Regions from separate parts of the Homo sapiens genome. Here region 2 is linked to region 1. The links are chromatin loops, found by intact Hi-C in ENCODE. Cell type or tissue: CD14-positive monocyte. All regions are shown on one strand. Each heading gives the region's core, and the rest is flanking DNA. Links, peaks and the distances in the headings are about the cores only.

Region 1 (9,599 bases), core at 1,447-6,446:
TTTTTTTTTTTTTTTTTACAATTAACACAAATTGCTTTTACAATAAAATCTCTATTTTATTTTTTTAAAAAAATTTTTTGAGAGGCTTTGGTGAGCATTTGGGAAATGACTTTAAAGGGAGAAGAGGGGATTTTTCTGAGGCCAAAATGAAGGAAAAGGTATCATAAATCTTTGGTGTTTGGGCCTCTGCAAGACAGGCATCTCACCCCGTCCTGATGAGCCTGGGTCCCGGGACCACTTGCTTCTGCAACTTGCCTTTTCTCAAAGTCCTACTTTTGGGTTTAAAGCATTTCTCTTCCTTTTTTGTCATTGCCTTCTTGCGTTGACAGAGATTTTCTGAGTTTGATTTGCCCCTTGAAAAGAATAGATTGATCATCTGTAAAGACGTTGCAATCAGATGTCAAACCAATCCAATCGAGGAAAAAGGCTGGGAGAGGTGAGTTTGTGAGGGAGAGGTAGAGCATGGATCAACTCCTCTGTCACCAGACAAAGCTAATGTGCAATGGCCTGTGGCTTTCTTTTGAGCGATTCACTAATCAATGTAAATGCAGGCTCTAAGGTCGGACAAGCTGAAGTGTCTGGGGGCCTTGGTAACTTGCCCAACATCCAGTGTGACCAAGAAAAATACTCCCCAACGATAGCCTTCTAGGTTTGCACCGTATCATTATGACACTTAAAACGAGACTTTTTGATTTCAGTTGATTGCAAATTGCCCGTCTACGTTCTTAGAAGACTGAGGAGGATGTATGAGACGAAGATTTAAAAAACGCAGCTGGGTGCGATGGCTCACTCCTGTAATCCTAGCGGTTTGGGAGGCCGAGGCGTGTGGATTGCCTGACCTCAGGAATTCGAGACCAGCCTGGACAACATGGTGAAACCCCATCTCTACTAAAATGCAAAAAATTCTGGCCGGGCACAGTGGCTCACGCCTGTAATCCTAGCACTTTGGGAGGCCGAGGCAGGCGGATCACCTGAGATCAGGCGTTCGAGACCAGCATGTCCAACATGGTGAAAACCCGTCTCTACTAAAAACACAAAAATTAGCCAGGCATGGTGGCATGTGCCTGTAATCCCAACTACTTGGGAGGCTGAGACACAAGAATCGCTTGAACCCAGGAGGTGGAGATTGCAATGAGCTGAGATCGTGCCACTGTACCCCAGCCGGGGGACAGGGTGACACTCTGTCTCAAAAAAAAAAGGAAAAAATGCCCGTGAGTTCACTAAGGGTTGCCTGAAACAGCAGAAGGGCCCAGGTTTCTTATTTACCAGAAATGGAAGTGATGCTAACCAGAGTTCCACACGTGCCTTCAGTATGTGCTTCTTGGGGCACCCTTGGGCAGAGGGGTCCTCCTGGTGATGATGCAATGAGACCACACTCTCGGGGCACGAATGGCAACTGCACAAAGTTGAGGCATCTGCACTCACACGGGGACTTATTCTGCCCATTCCCTTAGCACCAAATTAGAAAGAAAAAGATTGCCCCCTGCAAAACAACTTGCTAGATTATTCCAAGGCAGGATAAGGCACAGAAAATATGCCATGTCTGCCTTTCATCACCTTAGGTAGGAGGAGAGCAAACTCCAGTTCCTTTCTTGGCCCTTTTTTTAGACGGAGTCTCGCTCTGTTGCCCACACTGATCACCGATCACTGCAACCTCCGCCTCCTAGGTTCAAGTGATTTTTCCCCTCTCAGCCTCCCTGAGTAGCTGGGATTACAGGTGCTCGCCACCACGCCCAGCTAATTTTTCTATTTTTAGTAGAGACGGGGTTTCACCATGTTGGCCAGGCTGGTCGAACTCCTGACCTCAGGTGATCCACCCGCCTCGGCCTCTGAACGTGCTGGGATTACAGGCGTGAGCCACCGCACCAGCCTCTTAGCCCTTTTTGAAGTTATTTCTTGAAGGTGGATGTGTACGTCAGGTCAGACTTCCTCTCTTAAACAACCTACCCTCGGCTTCTAGGAAGGCAGCAATTGCTTCATTTTCAAGCAAACAGAAGAGAAATACAGAACATTCCTAGGGTCTTTTACAATCACACAAAATATAAATGAGCATTTTAAAAACTTTTATTTCTAATTTTTGTGGGTACATAATAGGTGTATATATGGATTACATAAGATATTTTGATACAGGCCTGCAATGCATAATAATTACATCAGGGTAAATAGGGTATCCATTTATCCTTTGTGTTATAAACAATCCAATTATACTCTTTTATTTAAAAACATACAATTAAATTATTCTTTACTGTAGCCATCCTGATGTGATAGCAAATACTAGGTCTTATTTATTCTAATATTTGTACCCATTAACTATTCCCCCTTCCCTACTCTCCCAAATGAGCATATTTTTAAAACATTTACTGTTTCTTTCTGATTATAAAAGACATGCAGGTTCATATCAAATTCAAATACATACTGAAATAGAAAAAGAAACTCTATGTCATGTATAACCCACCTCCCAGGGATAATGACTGTGAACAGTGAGTAGTGCTTCCTTCCCGTTGTTTATTCTACACATATATAATCGAACACACAACTCGATTTTTCACGTAGCTGGAATTATATGGGCTGTATTATTCCATTTCCTTTCCCTTAGTTTTAATATTCCATCAGAGCATCAGGAAATGCAAGGCTCTGAGGAATTCTGAGAATAGTAATAATCATAGTAGGAGTAATGCAGTCAGTAGTAGCACTCTAGTTTGTATTTATTGTAGTCTGGATTCCACATAGGGCTTTTCTCCAGGGAGCTGAAGGTATTTTATATTTCCTTCCTAATAGACCTGGAACAAGGAAAACTATGCGACTAACTGTCAAAAGAGATGAGATGGGCCTGACACAGTGGCTGACGCCTATAATCCCAGCACTCTAGGAGGCTAAGGAGGGAGGATTGCTTGAGCCTAGGAGTTTGAGACCAGCCTGGGCAACATGGTGAAACCCTGTCTCTATAACAACAACAACAAAAATTAGCCTGGCATAGTGGCACACACCAGTAATCCCAGCTACTTGGGAGGCTGAGGTGGGAGGATCGCTTGAGCCCAAGAGGTTGAGGCTGCAGTGGCCCTGATCGCAGCCACTGCACTCCAGTCTGGGCAAAAGAGCAAGACACTGTCTCAAAAATATATATAGAGAGAAAAATAAATACATAAAGAGATGAGATGACTTCCTTGTGGAGTCGCACACCTAAGTCATAACCAGGAGCAGCCCCGAGTCTGTGTCCACAGAGGTGGGCAGGAGTCACCTTGGGACATGTGGCCTTCCTCTGCAACAGGCAGGTGGCACTGAATATGCACAGCTCCTCCTTGGAGGTGGGGGTGCTGCTCTCCAGAGCCTCCATGCACACGCTCCCCTGAGGCCTGAGTCACCCCGAGCTGGGCGTGAGGGGGCCAACCATGGTCCCAGCTTCCTCTATCCGCCCCTGCTGCGGCTGTGACTGCCGCCGCGTGGACCCGGGCTGCCCTGCCGGCCCATGGCTCCCGCTGCGCCCCGGCGGGCTGACAGTTGTAATGCTGTCATCCGTGTCCGCTCACAGAAAGAGCAGGAAGCCCAATTGCCCCACACAAAGGCCTGAAGTGCTCGTGTGAAAGGTCACTAAGTGCTGTCATCTGGGCCAGGGAGGGGGCCGAGAAGGCGGCGCCCACTGAGAACAACAGAACCAGGGGCAGGATCTTCACCTCGGCCTGTGGCCTGGGGTGTCCAGAGAGAGAGACAAAGACTCAAGTGGGAGCTGAAGGGACTTGGGAGCGAGGACGCCGGAGGGATGAGAGGCGCCTGGGCCGGTTCCTTAGGCAACCAGTGGCCCGTGGGCCTCCATAACTCTGCCCAGAGGCTGACAGCTCCCATTCATCCCCCAGGCCGGGCAGGTGGCAGGGCGGCCTGAAAGGAGCGGGGAAGCAGGAGGACAGGTCCCAGAAGAAGCCCCTGGGACGCTCCAGGCTCTGCGGGGAGGCCCCATCCTCCAGCCTCCTGCTAGGGGGATGGGAGGTCAGCAGGCTGTTTGTGGAACCCCAAGAAACACAGTTTAATGATAGCAAAAACTACTAAGCATACTATTTAGTGTCAAATTAGATGCCGTTTAATGTCACATTTGAGTTTATAAATGTGGCCACGACTACAAAGATTTAAGAAAACAGAGCTTGGAAGTAAAACTGAGCAAGAAAAAAGCCAGGGGGGTGGGGGCTGTTTCCTTGCCCTCAACAGTCTCAGTGAGCTGGGGGCAAAGACCACAGCCATCCATTTTTCATTAGGACACTTGAGTGTGGCCCAAAGGACGCCAGGGCTCTGGCAGGACATAATTTAGGAACTGCGGAAGACAGAGCCCCAGCGCAGTTCTCTGCTATCTTGAGGCATGCTGTGCAGTTTCAAATATGGGTCTGAAAATCAAATAGCGATCTTGAGGTCTTGGGCAATTTATTTAAACTCTCAGTGCCTTGGTTTCCCACCAGTAAAAAAAGGGTTCTTGGCTGGGCATGGTAGCTCAAGCCTGTAATCCCAGCACTTTGGGAGGCCGAGGCGGGCAGATCACGAGGTCAGGAGATCAAGACCATCCTGGCTAACACGGTGAAGTCCCGTCTCTACTAAAAATATGAAAAATTAGCTGGGTGTGGTGACATGCACCTGTAGTCCCAGCTACTCAGGAGGCTGAGGCAGGAGAATGCTGGAACCCGGGAGGCGGAGGTTGCAGTGAGCCGAGATCATGCCACTGCACTCTAGCCTGGGCGACAGAGTGAGACTCCACCTCAAAAAAAAAAAAAAGAAAAGAAAAGAAAAGAAAAAAGAAAAAAAAAAGCAGGGGGTTCTTTTGAAGATTAAGTGTTTTACTACCCATAAAAACTTAGAACAGCACCACATAAAACAGTCAATAAGTGCTAATTATCATCATTTTCATCATCTTCATCCTCATTATCATCACCCTGGCTGGTGAAATTATTGGTGAATTTAATTTAGTTCTTTACATTTTTTATTGCCTAAAGCATCTACAATGATCATGTATTATTATTACAATGAGAAAAGATGGAACTTTTTTAGAGAAAGAAAACAGCCCTGATGCTGCCTTCCACAACCCCGGGGGGAAGAGAGAGCAGAGAGATGAAGTCACAAAAGGGAAGGGCCACTCTCCAACCGAAATTCGCCTTCTTTGTAACTAGAAAAAGGTGGAGGTGAAGGTTGGGGTTTTTTCTCCCCCCATCTTAGCACACAGAGAAACATGACTTTTGCAGAGCATACAGACCTGGCTTCAGGCTGAGGACGGGGTGACTGACTGTCCCAGTTGGCTTGGATGTGGGACTTTGAGTGCAAGTCGATCACTGGAGTTGAGGGAGCAGGTTTTCAGGCACACCTGTGACCCCTCCGGGACACACCAGCTGGAGCTCTAAAATTTTTGCTTTTCGGCCCAAGATTTAAACCATACCCACAAAGCTAGGCAGGAAGCACTCTCAGTGCTCTAGGGACGAGTTTTAAGAGGACTGGAGTTGGAGGCCAGCCTGGTGGCTCACACCTATAATACCAACACTTTGGAAGGCTGAGGCAGGAGGATCACTTGAGGTCAGGAGTTTGAGACCAGCCTGGACAAGATGATGAGACCTTCTCTATACAAAAAAAAACATCAAAATTAGGAGGGCATGATGGTGTGCACCTCTAGTCCCAGGTACTTGGGAGGCTGAGGTGGGAAGATCTCTTGAGCCCAGGAGGTTGAGGCTGCAGTGAGCTGTGATTGTGCCACTGCACACCAGTTTGGGAGACAGAGCAAGATCCCCTTCTCAAAAAAAAAAAAAAAAGAGAGAGAGAGAGAGAGAACTGGAGTTGGAAAGAAAAAGGAAATGAAGTCAAGTCTATTCCTGGTCCTTTCTATAGAAGATCAACCTTGCTCTTAAGACAAAGCAACATCCTTGGAAACCCTGGCAATGTACTATTCTCTGTGTTGTGGTTTCTAAAAGGACGCTGTCACCAAAGGCACACATAATGGAGTCCCCGGGAAGCTGCACTGAGCACCCAGAGCCGGGTGGTCCAAAGAAATGCCTTTTCAGCACCTCTGAAATGAATGACGCCCCATGAAGGAGAATGGCAATGAAGAGGTAGGAGCAGCTTGGGAATTTAGAGCAGAAATCGCAAACAAATTTTACAGAGAAGCAATGTGGGAGCAGTTTTGACTGATCCCTCCAGGAAATCTCCAGGAGCGGGCAGTAGCTATTTTGTTCCAGTTGCAACTGAATTTGCCCAAGGTCACATAGCTAGGAAACCGGGAGCCAGGAGACAGCAGGGACTTCAGGCCACAGGCCACAGCCTCTCTCAAAGGAAGCATGGCTTAGGGTTGAAGAACCACCCCAAAAGCAGGGAAGTGGGGAGCAGGAAGGGTGCTGCCCCACAAGCTATAGGAGAGGGTGCCATGGAAAGGGCTGTGTATCCGTTTCCTTTGACTGCCATAACAAAGTACCATAAATTTGGTAGCTTACACAACACAAATGTATTCTCTCACAGTTCTAGAAGCGCAAATTGCAGAAGGCAGGGCCTCTTTCCCTCCGAAGGCTCTAGGGGAGGATGCTTCCTTTTCTCTTCCAGCTTCTGGAAGTGGATCCTGGCATTCCTTGGCTTGTGGCCACATCACTCCAATCTCTGCCTCCACCTTCACAGGGCTTTCTTCTCTTCTCCCTGTGTCTCTCTTCTGTGTATATCTTATGAAGACAATTATCACTGGACTTAGAGCCCAACTGGATGATCCGGGAGGATCTCATCTTGAGATGTTTAACTTGCTTATCTCTGCATTATTTTTTCCAAATGAGGGCGCATTCACAGGTTCCAGAGGTTGAGACAGGGACATGTCTTTCTGGAAGCCACCATTTCACCCATTATAGCCTGGGGACAAGGAGTGTTCGAAAACCAGGCACCAAGTTGTCTGGGTTTATTCCCAAGAAGGTACACTCTGCTGAGCATGAATCTGATCGGGATTCTGATTTACAATTATCTGCCCACCCCTCAACTCTGCCAGCAACCCTAAAATGGTTCACTGCTTAGCGAGCACTCTCACTCTGTGCGGTACCTTTCATGACCTTCTCTGCTCTCTGTAAACCACTGCCCCTTACCTCCCTGTCACTCTCAGCAAATGACCTTTCTGCTGCTTAGTAGAGAAAATAGAAGGCTTCAGAGAAAAACAGCCTCAACGGCCTCATTTTCCCATCCCCAGCCCCCAGTACTTTCCTGCCTCTGCCCTAGCCTCTCCTGGGTCCCTCCATTTCCATAAGAATGGAATTTTCTCCTCCAGCCCAGGTCAAATGATGCCACCTGGTTGAGTCCTCAGCCCTCCCATTTCCTGAGTCACCTGCAAATCATCCTAGCTGTCTTCTCTGGCTTCAACATCTCCTGCTTTTGTGGAACCCTCCCCCATCATTGAAACACAGGCATTTTCTTCCACCTTAAAATCGGAAAAAAAAATAAAAAAATAAAAAAGCAAATGCTCTCCCTTCACCTCACTTCCACTTCCAGCAAGCAGCTTCCATCCTTCCCAGGCGAGCTTCTCCTTGTATTATCTGCACTTCCTGCCTCCATTTCCTCCCTGTCCACACAGTCCCCTCCACCTAAGTGGCCCACGTGCTTCCAAGCCGCAAAATCCAAGGGTCTTTCCAGCCTTCATCTTCCCCAGCAGAACTGGCCATTAATAACCCGCCCTGCCTAACTGTAATATTGTATGGTCTTGAATTCTGTGACTCCACGTTCTCCTGGTTTTCTTCCTACTTCTTTGGCTACATCTTCTCAGGCTTTTGTTCATAAGTTGATTCTCCACAGGGCATGTAAATATTAGAGCTCAGGATCCCTCCTTTTTCACTCTAGTTCTTTCTGGGCAGTCTCCCTGCTGGGGCTCAAACTGCAGTGTATGTGACCACCACTTGCAAATGCTAATCTCCACCTTCAGAGATCAGGTATTCAACAACCTAGCCCACACCTGCTGGATGTTTTAAAGGCAGCTTATACTCAAAATATCCAAAACAAAGTTCAAGATCATTTATCCCACAAACCTGGGCCCTTTCCATCTTCCCCTGTTTCTGTGGACCAAACTACCACCCATCTAGCCAGCCAGGAAAGTCATCGCCACAATCTCCCTCTCACTCCCATTGGATCAGATTCAAAATGATGTTGCCATTGCAGGAAAGCCTCATTCTGTTTTTCTTTGTTTTGAAGAGTAGAAATGATGCTATGGGTATCTTGAGGCTTAAGAAATCCAGTAGAGAATGGAGTCTGAATTTTTAATAAAATGTTTCCCATTTCTGTGATTAGGATTCTTTTAGGGCCATTATCCAACGATCTATCTTGATTTACCTGGTGGCTGGAAACTCCAGGATTTATGATATTTCTTGGATCTTGATTTCACAAGAAAAGATAATTCATGGAAAACCCTTAAATCACTGTCAGACTCAGAATGCCTGCCATCCTTTCACGGTATAACCAACTGACTTACAACCGCTGTAAATAAAACCACATAATGGTTACAAAATTTTAAAAAGGAGTTTTGGGGGGTGAGAAAATGACAAAGAGATACATGAAATTGAATTCCTAAGGAAGAATACAATTTCAAAATTGTGATTTAAATAGATCTGAAAATGTTGGCGTTATTGTCATAGGTTTTTAAAAAAATCTATCTGAAAAGGTGTCACCAGAGAGAAGAGCAAGAAAAAGATATGATCAGGCCTGATTATAGATAGATACAGAATAATGTATATGTTGGCTTAATTCTAAATGGGATAATAAAATAAAATTTACACTTCTAATTTTGTGTCTCATGCATTACACATAGTAAAGAAATATTGGTCTACTTTTTCCAAATAATGGTAATAGTCCAATTCTGTGCTAGGTTGTTCTTTATTGGGTCTATTGATCTCAAGTGGCTCTGGCCTAAAGACTGTGATCACTCTCTGTTCTATCTGGATGCAAGTGCTGAGTTCCTTAGTCTGTTGATCAAAGAATTTCAAGGAGGCCGGGCGTGGTGGCTCAGGCCTGTAATCCCAGCACTTTGGGAGGCCGAGGCGGGCGGATCACGAGGTCAGGAGATCGAGACCATCCTGGCTAACACGGTAAAACCTCGTCTGTACTAAAAATACAAAAAATTAGCCGGGCGTGGTGGCAGGCGCCTATAGTCCCAGCTACTGGAGAGGCTGAGGCAGGAGAATGGCTTGAACCCGGGAGGCGGAGGTTGCAGTGAGCTGAGATCGCGCCACTGCACTCCAGCCTGGGCGACAGAGCGAGACTCCGTCTCAAAAAAAAAAAAAAAAAAAAGAATTTCAAAGAAAATAAGATTTGGGTGTTATGCCAAGGTTTTGTGTTTTGTTTTGTTTTGTTTTGTTTTACAAGCATTGGTGTCTCTCTTGGAATTTTTTCAGGATTATTTTCTCTCTACAACACAGAAATAGCCAACATGCAAGTATCAACCCCAAATGGCAATCTAGAGTTCCATCACCTCAAGATTCTTTCTTTTTAAAAGGGAAGTGGTATGGAGTAGGAAGTTTGGGATAATTGTTTTCAAATTTCATTTTCACCCCTTACTAGCCATGTGTTGGGCAAGTTACTGAATCTCTCTGAATTTTCAGTTTTGTGTCTGTAAAATGGTAATAATC
Region 2 (9,599 bases), core at 1,862-6,861, 65 kb before region 1:
AGGAGGCGGATAGCGTTGACTGAGGTTTAGCCGGGGTAAGGCGGGGCACAGAGAGCTTTAAGAGCCTCAGTTCATTCCATTCTCACTACAACCATTTGAGGAGGGTGCTATTATTGTCCCGTCTTACAAGTAAGGAAACTGAGTCACAGAAAGGCTAAGTGACTTGCTCAGGGGACACAGCCAGTAAATGAAGGTGGCAAGGTTGTTGTAATCCAGGGCCCACCCCAAGAGGCCACCTGGCCCGCACTCCAGCAGTCCCCAGACTCTGGCTCAGCTGCCGCCCCGGGAATCCTCTGCTGCCACCCCCTGTCCCCCACCCCGGCCCCCTTAGGTGGCGCTCCTAGTGCTTCCCCCCATGCCTGGACCCCATCTGTCCCCGACTCCCCCATCTGGGCGGCGGGCGGGGCTCACAGGCTTTAGCAATTAGCGGGCGCGGGTGGGCGCGCGGCGCGGGCGGAGGAAGGGCCGGAGCAGGTGAGCCGCGGCGGAGCCTCATTAGGGCGGCCCGCACGCCCCGCGAGGGACCGTCGTTAGTGCCAAGACAGCTGCCGCTCCTGCCGGCCTAGGGCCGCAGCCGGAATCCCGGGCCACATCCCCTGCCCCGTTGTGCCTTCCACACCTCGGGCAGTCACTAGGAAAAGGGTCGCCAACTGAAAGGCCTGCAGGAACCAGGATGATACCTGCGCCAGTCCCGCGGCTGCTGCGAGTGCGCGCTCTCCTGCCAGGGGGACCTCAGACCCTCCTTTACAGCACACCGAGGGCCCTGCAGACACGCGAGCGGGCCTTCAGTTTGCAAACCCTGAAAGCGGGCGCGGTCCACCAGGACGATCTGGCAGGGCTCTGGGTGAGGAGGCCGCGTCTTTATTTGGGGTCCTCGGGCAGCCACGTTGCAGCTCTGGGGGAAGACTGCTTAAGGAACCCGCTCTGAACTGCGCGCTGGTGTCCTCTCCGGCCCTCGCTTCCCCGACCCCGCACAGGCTAACGGGAGACGCGCAGGCCCACCCCACCGGCTGGAGACCCCGGCACGGCCCGCATCCGCCAGGATTGAAGCAGCTGGCTTGGACGCGCGCAGTTTTCCTTTGGCGACATTGCAGCGTCGGTGCGGCCACAATCCGTCCACTGGTTGTGGGAACGGTTGGAGGTCCCCCAAGAAGGAGACACGCAGAGCTCTCCAGAACCGCCTACATGCGCATGGGGCCCAAACAGCCTCCCAAGGAGCACCCAGGTCCATGCACCCGAGCCCAAAATCACAGACCCGCTACGGGCTTTTGCACATCAGCTCCAAACACCTGAGTCCACGTGCACAGGCTCTCGCACAGGGGACTCACGCACCTGAGTTCGCGCTCACAGATCCACGCACACCGGTGCTTGCACACGCAAGGGCCTAGAACTGCAAAGCAGCGGCCTCTCTGGACCGCCTCCCTCCGGCCCTCCTGAGCCCTACTGAGCCCTGCTGAGTCCTGGAGGCCCTGTGACCCGGTGTCCTTGGACCGCAAGCATCCTGGTTTACCATCCCTACCCTGGCTGACCTGAGAGCTGGGGATCTTTTAAGCTTTGTATGCCTGGCCTCACCTTTTCCTCTGCCTCCCTCCCAGACCAGCCCGGCTCTCAGACACCTCTGCTTTCTAGGCAAAAGTTCTGGAGCCCAGAGCAAGGGCCACAGGTGCAGTGCAGTCCAAACAGGACCACGAGCAATTCTCTCTCCTTCATCCTCAGATTTGGCAGTAGAAGCTTGTTTTTCAGAACAGGGCTGGAGTGGCCTCTTTGAAACTCTGAACATGTTTCAACTGTAGAATAGAGCCATAATGGGTGATCTTGGAAGCTCCGTGGGCCAATCAGGCTCTGCCCCAATACCCGAGCCCTCTGGGTGTCCTGGTCCACCTCAGAGCAGAGGTCCTGGGAGCCCCTGCTGGCAGGGAGGCTGTGATGGGTGAGAACAGCCCTCCTCCGTGTGTCCTCCGTGCACTAAGAGAATTCACTGGCCTCTGCTGAAGCGGAGTTTAGACAGTTCTAGAAAGGAGTTGTCCTTGGTTGTGGGGCTTCCCTAGGGTGGAAACTGTGGTTTGGACATCCTTGTACCTTCAGGGTACCTGCTAGATATAAGGACTCACAAAAAAATGAATGAACGAATGAACGAGTGGCACAGTGCAAGTCAGGAGGTTTGGAGAGTGTGGGGAACAAGGTGGAAGTGTAAAAGTCCTGAATCCTTCATTGATGGGGGATACTGAGGCCTAAAGGATGGTGAGCACTTTGATTCTATCCAAGGCAGCTGGATTCAGACCAAAGCCCTATACTACAGTGATCCAGGTTACGAGACCTTCCTGATCCTCTCTTCTTATGTAAATAGAGTAATTAATAGTAGCACCTGACAACTGTGCTGCTGTGAGGATTAAATGAAACATCCCAGGAGTCGCCCTCTGCATGGTGCCAGCAGTGAATGGATGCCCTGGGCCCAAGGACCTGCCCAGAGTGCAGCTGCTGCTGGGTGTGGACTCCCACAGCTGAGGCTCCCCCAACCCAAGCAGCCAGGAATCTGTAGGTCATAGTGGGGCAGTCACCATGGAGACCATGAAGAGGCAGTTGGGTGTGGGGTGGTATGCTGCCTTGGCCAAGCTCTGCCAGCTGAGTGACCTTGGACAAGAGACATGAGCTTTCTTAGCCTTGGCTTCCTTATCTGTAAAGTAGGGGTGATGCTAGTACCATCTTCACAGGCCATCTGGCCTGAGAGGGAGAACCTGGCACACCACGCATATCCAATTAAGCAGAAGAAGGTGCCTGACTGCATGAGTGTCATCCCATTGAATCTTCTGGGAGGTCCTACAAGGTATGGTCTCTGTTACTCTGGGTGACATGATCTGTCCTGCAGCATCACAAGGGGTCTGTATGCCTCGGGGCGCCAAGGAACAACTCAGCACTGTCCCTGAGCTCTGTACAGGTTCCACTTCCCAAACCCCCCCAACGCAAGGCAAGGCCTCTGTTCTCACCTTTGCATGCCCTGGGGTGCCTGGTACTGAGCATGATGCACGGTTAGTTCTCTGGGAATATCCTTTGCATTGCATTGTGGACGAGGAGGGCCCATGCTCTACATGGAAAACAGACCTGGGTCTTTTTTTTTTTTTTTTTTTTTTTTTTTTAGATGGAGTCTCACTCTGTCACCCAGGCTGGAGTGTGCAGTGGCACGATCTCAGTTCACTGCAACCCTGCCCTGGGTTCAAGCCATCTTCATGCCTCAGCTTCCCAAGTAACTGGGATTACAGGTGCACGCCACCACGCCCAGCTAATTTTTGTAGTTTTAGTAGAGACAGGGTTTCACCATGTTGGCCGGGTTGGTTTTGAACTCCTGACCTCAGGTGACCCATTCACCTTGGCCTCCCAAAGTGCTGGGATTACGGGCGTGAGGCACCGCGCCTGGCCCAGACCTGAATCCTTTTAAAGGAGGGAGCCAGGATCAGAAAGGAACTGATTGAAGGAAAAGTTGCCTGTGAAGCCCAAGCCCCAGCCTCACGGTCCCATCCCCCCATCCCCCCATTGAGGAGAGTCCCCCCTCTCAGGGCCAGGCCTGCTGTTCCCTCCATCTGTGCCCCTCAGATGCCCAGTGTAAGGGGTGAGCTGGAGAGCTAAGGATCTGCTTGTTCTGGAATTGCAGCTGGGAGCCTCGGGAAGAAGAGTGGTGGGGCCTCCTGGGAGCTGGGCATGGGGCTCCCCATCAGTTCCAGCTCTGACCTCTCTGGGCTGTTCAGGCAAAGGCAGCAGTTGCTAATGAAGACACTGGAGGACAGCGTGGCTTAGTCAGCACAGGAAGGAAATGACTTAGTGCAGCCGGGTGCTGGCAGGCGACCACAGCAGGGGCAGGCAGCCCATAAGACCAGCACAGCCAGGAGGCCACACTCCCCCGCCCCACCCTGGGCTTGCCTTCTTTGCCCCTCTCCCTTCACCACCCTCCACAGCCAATTTGCTTGTCATCACCCACCTTTTTGTGTTTAACCCGTCAGCTCTTCCTACCTCATTCACTATTTTTTTTTGTTTGTTTTAATTAAGGTCGAATGCATGTCACACAAAGTTAACCATTTTAAGGTGAACAGTTTCAGGGGCATTGACAATGTCGTGCAGCCACCACCTCTGTCTCATTCCAAAACATTTTCATCGCTGCAAAGTAAAACCTGGACCCACTGAGCAGTTCCTCCTCACTCCCCCATCCCTACCCCTACCAATCTACTTTCTGTGTCTATGGATTCACTGATTCTAGATACTTCATATAAACGGAGTCATAAAATATGTGGCCTTTTGTGACTGGCTTCTTTCACTTAGCATAATGTTTTTGAGGTTCAGCCACGTTGTTGCATGTATCCTTACTTCATTCCTTCTTCCAGTGGAATCATATTCTGTTGTGGGTGTCTGCCACATTTGGTTTATCCATTCATCTGTTGGTGATTTCGTTCACTTCTAAGTAACTCCTCAGGTCCTGGTATACAACCTGCCACAGTGAAAAGAGGCCTGTTCCAGGAGTTTAAAAATCTACGTCTCTGACCAGGTTGAGCATCCTCCAGCGAGTTGCTTGACCTTTCTGGGCCTCTATCTACTCATCTACAAAGTGAAAAGCTTGGCAAAGGACATTTCAAGTTACGATTCTCTGTGACTTTTTACAACCCTGAAGTCCACCCTGCCACTTGTAGAATGTATTTCATGTCCTCCCTGCCACAGGTGTGTGTCAAGAACCCCATAACAAATGTCCCAGAACTTGCACAGTGCCCCCAGCAGATCAGGATGCCTGAACAAATCTCTGCCTTTGGGTCTTAGGGAGCCAGAATCTCTGCGAGATGCCTGGCTGAAGTAGGTAGTGTATTGTGAGTGATTCCCTTATTCAATATCCAGCCAGACTTTCATCAGTTGTGACTTGGAAAGGAAATGACCAACTAACTTGTAACTTGTTCAGATCCTCATTATGATATAGTTAAGAGACGCATTTTAAGAAGTGGGCACTAAACTACATAGTGAAGATCCCACATAAATCTGGGGCTAGGTGTAGTGGAAAAACTGCTATCCTTACTCCTGTAGTTCATCTTCTCAGCCTTTTATCCAGTACACGTTTAATGTGCCAGGTGGATGTGGAGAACACTCAGTGACAGCAGCTGCATCAGGTACATCTGAACTTGATGGCCACCACATTACCCCATCCCCTGCTTTAGGCAGGTTAGAAACATACAGAGAAACTGCTTTAAAAACATGCTTGTCCTCAACATTTAAGAGCTTTGAAATGGACCCTGATTGGAGTGGGGTGATCAAGTTGTCTTTTCCATTTGAACTTGAACTTAAAGGGGAAAAAACTTTATGTAGGGAAGGTACCAAGCTCACAATTTACCGAGCTTCCATAGTCCAAAAAGAATTTGAGGGGTTTGTCTGAACCATGTTACAGAATTGAAAAGTATTTTCATACAATTGAAAGTCAGAAAATGGGAGGCACTTGCTATATTGTTCTAACGTGTTAGCTCGTGGGCCTCACTCATATATTTAATCTTTTTTTGTTAAGAGAAAGAAGTCATACCTCATGTTTTTTTTTTTTAACTTTTATTCCAAAAAGAATTTTGGAATATGGAGGCTCTGTAAACTGAGATCATAATTTCACCTCCTTTTTTTTTTTTTTTGAGACAGTTTCGCTCTTGTCACCCAGGCTGGAGTGCAATGACACAATCTCAGCTCACTGCAACCTCTGCCTCCCAGGTTCAAGTGATTCTCCTACCTCAGCCTCCCAAGTAGCTGGGATTACAGGCGTGCACCACCACACCTGGCTAATTTTTGTATTTTTAGTAGAGATGGAGTTTCACCATGTTGGCCAGGCTGGTCTTGAACTCCTGACTTGAGGTGATCCACCCGCCTCGGCCTCCCAAAGTGCTGGGAGCCATCACGCCCAGCCCCTCCTTCCCTTTTAAGACTCCAACTTTCCTCTGGCATTTTCAATTCCCTTGCCCTGCTCAATTTCCCTTTCCCCGTATGCTATTTATTACTGATTAATTTTGTTGTTTATTGTCTGTCTTCCACACTAGAATATAAGCTCCACTGGGCAGAAATATTTGTCTATATTGATCACTGATGTACAATGGTATCCAGCCCATAATAAGTGCTCCATAAATATCTGTTAAACTAATGAAATGAATGCATGCAGGTGATTTTTGCCACTGAACTGTTTTGTAACTAGAATGCAAGTGACATAAAGCTTCATTAGGATTCTCACATGAGAAAATACAAGCAAAAATCTGATCCTGTGAAAAGTGTAGCATCAAACTTCATTTTCCTTCCAGAAAATGCTTTTTAAAAACCTGCCAAATCTTGGAGGCTGGCCTTTTATTGGTTCTGGGGTGTGGGGCAAACAAGGGATTTTCTGAAATAATTTATCAGTTACTATCAACAAATTTGCTAAAGCTTGACATATAACATTCGCCACTGTGAACAAAAGCTGCCTCCCAAAGTCCCTTGGGTAGTCTTTGCGCACACTAAAAATCCAGAGCTTGAGGCATAAGACTGACCTTAACATTAAATGAATTCATGGTTGGACACTTTGTTCTAATCCTTTGTGAAGCAAACTCCTTGGATTTTTAAAACATGCTATCGGATGAATCTTTCCAATGAGGAGCATATAAATATCTCCTTTAGTAGTTCCTACAAAGCATCCATGTCAATGTCATTAACAGAATGGGAATGATATTGGAGGGAGTGGGAGGTGGTTGCAACTTGCAATTCAGACAGCCAGTGAAAACCTTAACATTAAGTATCCTTAAAAAAAAAAAAAAAACCCTCAGTGGTTGTATTTATCCTGAATGCAAAACTGTCCCCTTTGTTGAGATTGGCTGAACTAACTCAGCCTGGAGAACAATGTTGAGGCTGCTGGCGGGCCATGTGCTAATGTGCTCATGCATTACAGGCCGCAACAGATGGCTGTGAGAACACCCGGCCTGCCCCGCCTGGGTCAGGATGCAGAGCCCAACGCCTGTTTCCAGTGCTGTCCCGCTATGAAAACACTGCTTCTCTAGGGAGAGGCGATGGCTGGCCTGGGGGAGGCCAGCCATGTCTGTTCTACCCAATTCAAGGGCAAAGGTGCAAGGGAATAATGATCAGGGGTTTATTTGAGCCATGTTACAGAATTGAAAAGTATTTTCATACAATTGAAAGTCAGAAAATGGGAGACACTTGCTATATTGTTCTATCATGTTAGCTCACAGGCCTCATTCATACATTTAATCTTTTTTTGTTAAGAGAAAGAAGCCACACCTCATGTTTTTATTTTTTTAACTTTTATTTTAGACTCGGATACAGGTGCAGGTTTGTCATATGGGTAAATTGCATGTCATGGGGGTTTGAGGTACAGATTATTTTGTCACCCTGATAATAAGCATAGTACCGGATAGGTAGTTTTTTTTATCCTCTCTTTCCTCCCACCCTCCACCCTCAAGTAGGTCCTGGTATCTGTTTTTCCCTTCTTTGTGTTCATATTTACTCAATTTTTAGCTCCCACTTATAAGTGAGAACATGTGGTATTTGGCTTTCTGTTCCTGTGTTAGTTTGCTTAGGATAATGACCTCCAGCTCCATCCATATTCCTGCAAAAGATATGATCTCATTCTTTTTTATGGCTGCATAATATTCCATCGTGAATATGTACCACATTTTCTCTATCCAGTCCATTGTTGATGGGCATTTAGGTTGATTCCATGTCTTCGCTACTGTGAATAGTGCCGCAATGAACATATGCACACATGTGTCTTTATGGTAGGGAGATTTAGTCTTCTCCTATGACCAGGATGTGGTGTTTTGAGTATAGTTCTAATTTTTCTTTCCTTCCCTCTGACAAGTTTCTCTTCAATCTTTCCCTGCATCCCAGTGAATCAGTGAGAAAGCAAAACAACCCCTCCTGTCCCCCCACACCAAAACCAAACCAAAACAAACAAAAAATCCGCCAGGCTTTCTTACAACTACAAAGTGAAGCTACAGAGAAATTCCTTTGGAAACATGTTTGCAAAGGGATGTTTGTCCCTGTATCCCTACAAATGAGAAGAAAACCAACATTAGCCATCACGTTTGCTCTTCCCATCCCACCCTGAAGCAAAGGCTCAGGCAGGTGTGGCTGGTCCAGCAGCTCAAGGCCCAATGTCCTGGGAGGGAATGTGGGGGTCACTGGCTCTCTTTAGTTGTGGACTCTACCTACAGAGCCAGGCCAACCTGTCCAAGCAGCCCTGCCTGCTTCTCCAGCTCATGACCCCAGAGCTGGGCACTGGAACTCACTCACTCGGAGCCAGGTCCCCTGAGATGAGAGTGGCACCTCAGAGACATCACCCCAGAGTCACCCCAGATACATGCAGAGACAGAGAAGCACCCAGGCACACAGAGCAGTATGGACTATCAACCCCTATGCTCAACTCTCTGAAACAGATAAGCAGATGTATGGCTGGCTTGTGGTCTTCAAAGTTGGTCTAAGTTTCCTGGTGTTCATATAGGAGCACTGGGAAGCTGGCATGTGGATTACTGATGTAGAATGGTGTCCAGTCTATAGTAAGCTGGAAGCTCCCCACCTGCCTGTCTGTCACACTCAGCATGCCTTCTGTTGATGCCACTGTGTGGATAAGCATAGTGTCTCCAGGGAGCCCTGTCAAAACGCCCATTGCCTGGGAAGGAATACACAGCAAGTCACTGGCACTGGTTAGTCTATAAACGCCCATTGCCTGGGAAGGAATACACAGCAAGTCACTGGCACTGGTTAGTCTGTAAAGTACTAGTGATAACATGAAGTAGGGCACTGACAGCGTGGAAAGGTAAATTTTACCTGTAAGGGAAGGAGGGAAGGCAGGAAAGAGGGAGAACTTGAGATCAACAGGGCTGGTGCCATGAGGATCGCAAGTAGGCTATGGGGAAGGACATTTCAAAGCCGTAGTGGTGAGGATGCAGGTTAGGTACCATAACAAAGAAAGTTCCAAGACAGCAGCTTAGATAAAGTTACAGTCCAGGGAGGTGGCCCAGGGTTGGTTTGAAAGCTTCATGGTATGAACAACCCAATTCCCTCCCTCTTATTTTTCTGCTATCCTCAACACAGTCTCCATCTTGCTACTCCAAGCCTGCCATCATGCCCATATTCTGGGAAGGAGTATGGAGCAGGGAGAGTTCTCCTTCCTTTTAAGGTACAAACCAAGAATGGCATACGTCACTTCTGCTTGTATTCCCTGGGACAGAACCTAGCTACAGGGTCACATCAAACTGCAACACAGGTCAGAAAATGTGGGCTTCATCTGGGTGGCCACATGCTAGCTAAAACCTTTACTAAAAAGGGAGGGCAGACACTGGGGACAAGAAGTAGTCTGTGTCACACCAGGCTGAGGAAGGGAGGTCCCCCTCAAAGAGCTCTGCATCCACAGCTTCTGACTCACAGTCCACCCACAACACAAACCCAGACTGAAACCTGCATTCTCAGGGAGAGGGAATGAATTTCTATAGGAGCTGTGGGGAAACGGGAAATTTTAAATAAGAATAGTCCATTTTTCTAGCACTTGCTAGTCTGTAGGGCCTTTTACATTTTACATGTGTTACCTCCTTTAAAATGAGAAGCAGGTGCAATGT

What was found. Hi-C counts contacts between places; a loop is a spot of excess contacts. Peaks named below come from ENCODE experiments on the same cell type or tissue, not always from the same donor. Only the 100,000 strongest peaks of a DNase experiment are listed, where the experiment ranks them.
Region 2: a loop joins it to region 1, with 3 times the contacts of the local background. A loop is called at or near these places in 3 of 110 quality-filtered maps.

Annotation. Positions count from the first base shown.
Region 1 is chr21:33,098,015-33,107,613 of GRCh38, forward strand. No RefSeq gene overlaps it. Among named protein-coding and RNA genes, the nearest start is that of OLIG1, 33 kb to the left of the region's middle. RefSeq lists an enhancer at 6,931-7,457. In CD14-positive monocyte, for the core only: CTCF peaks have their summits at 3,455 and 3,658; a DNase peak (open chromatin) is centred at 3,417.
Region 2 is chr21:33,032,804-33,042,402 of GRCh38, forward strand. No RefSeq gene overlaps it. Among named protein-coding and RNA genes, the nearest start is that of OLIG2, 12 kb to the left of the region's middle. RefSeq lists enhancers at 227-895, 896-1,563, 3,162-3,715, 3,716-4,268, 9,195-9,599. In CD14-positive monocyte, for the core only: no CTCF peak of the experiment used is centred there; a DNase peak (open chromatin) is centred at 3,808; H3K4me3 peaks cover 1,378 bases; H3K27ac peaks cover 2,702 bases.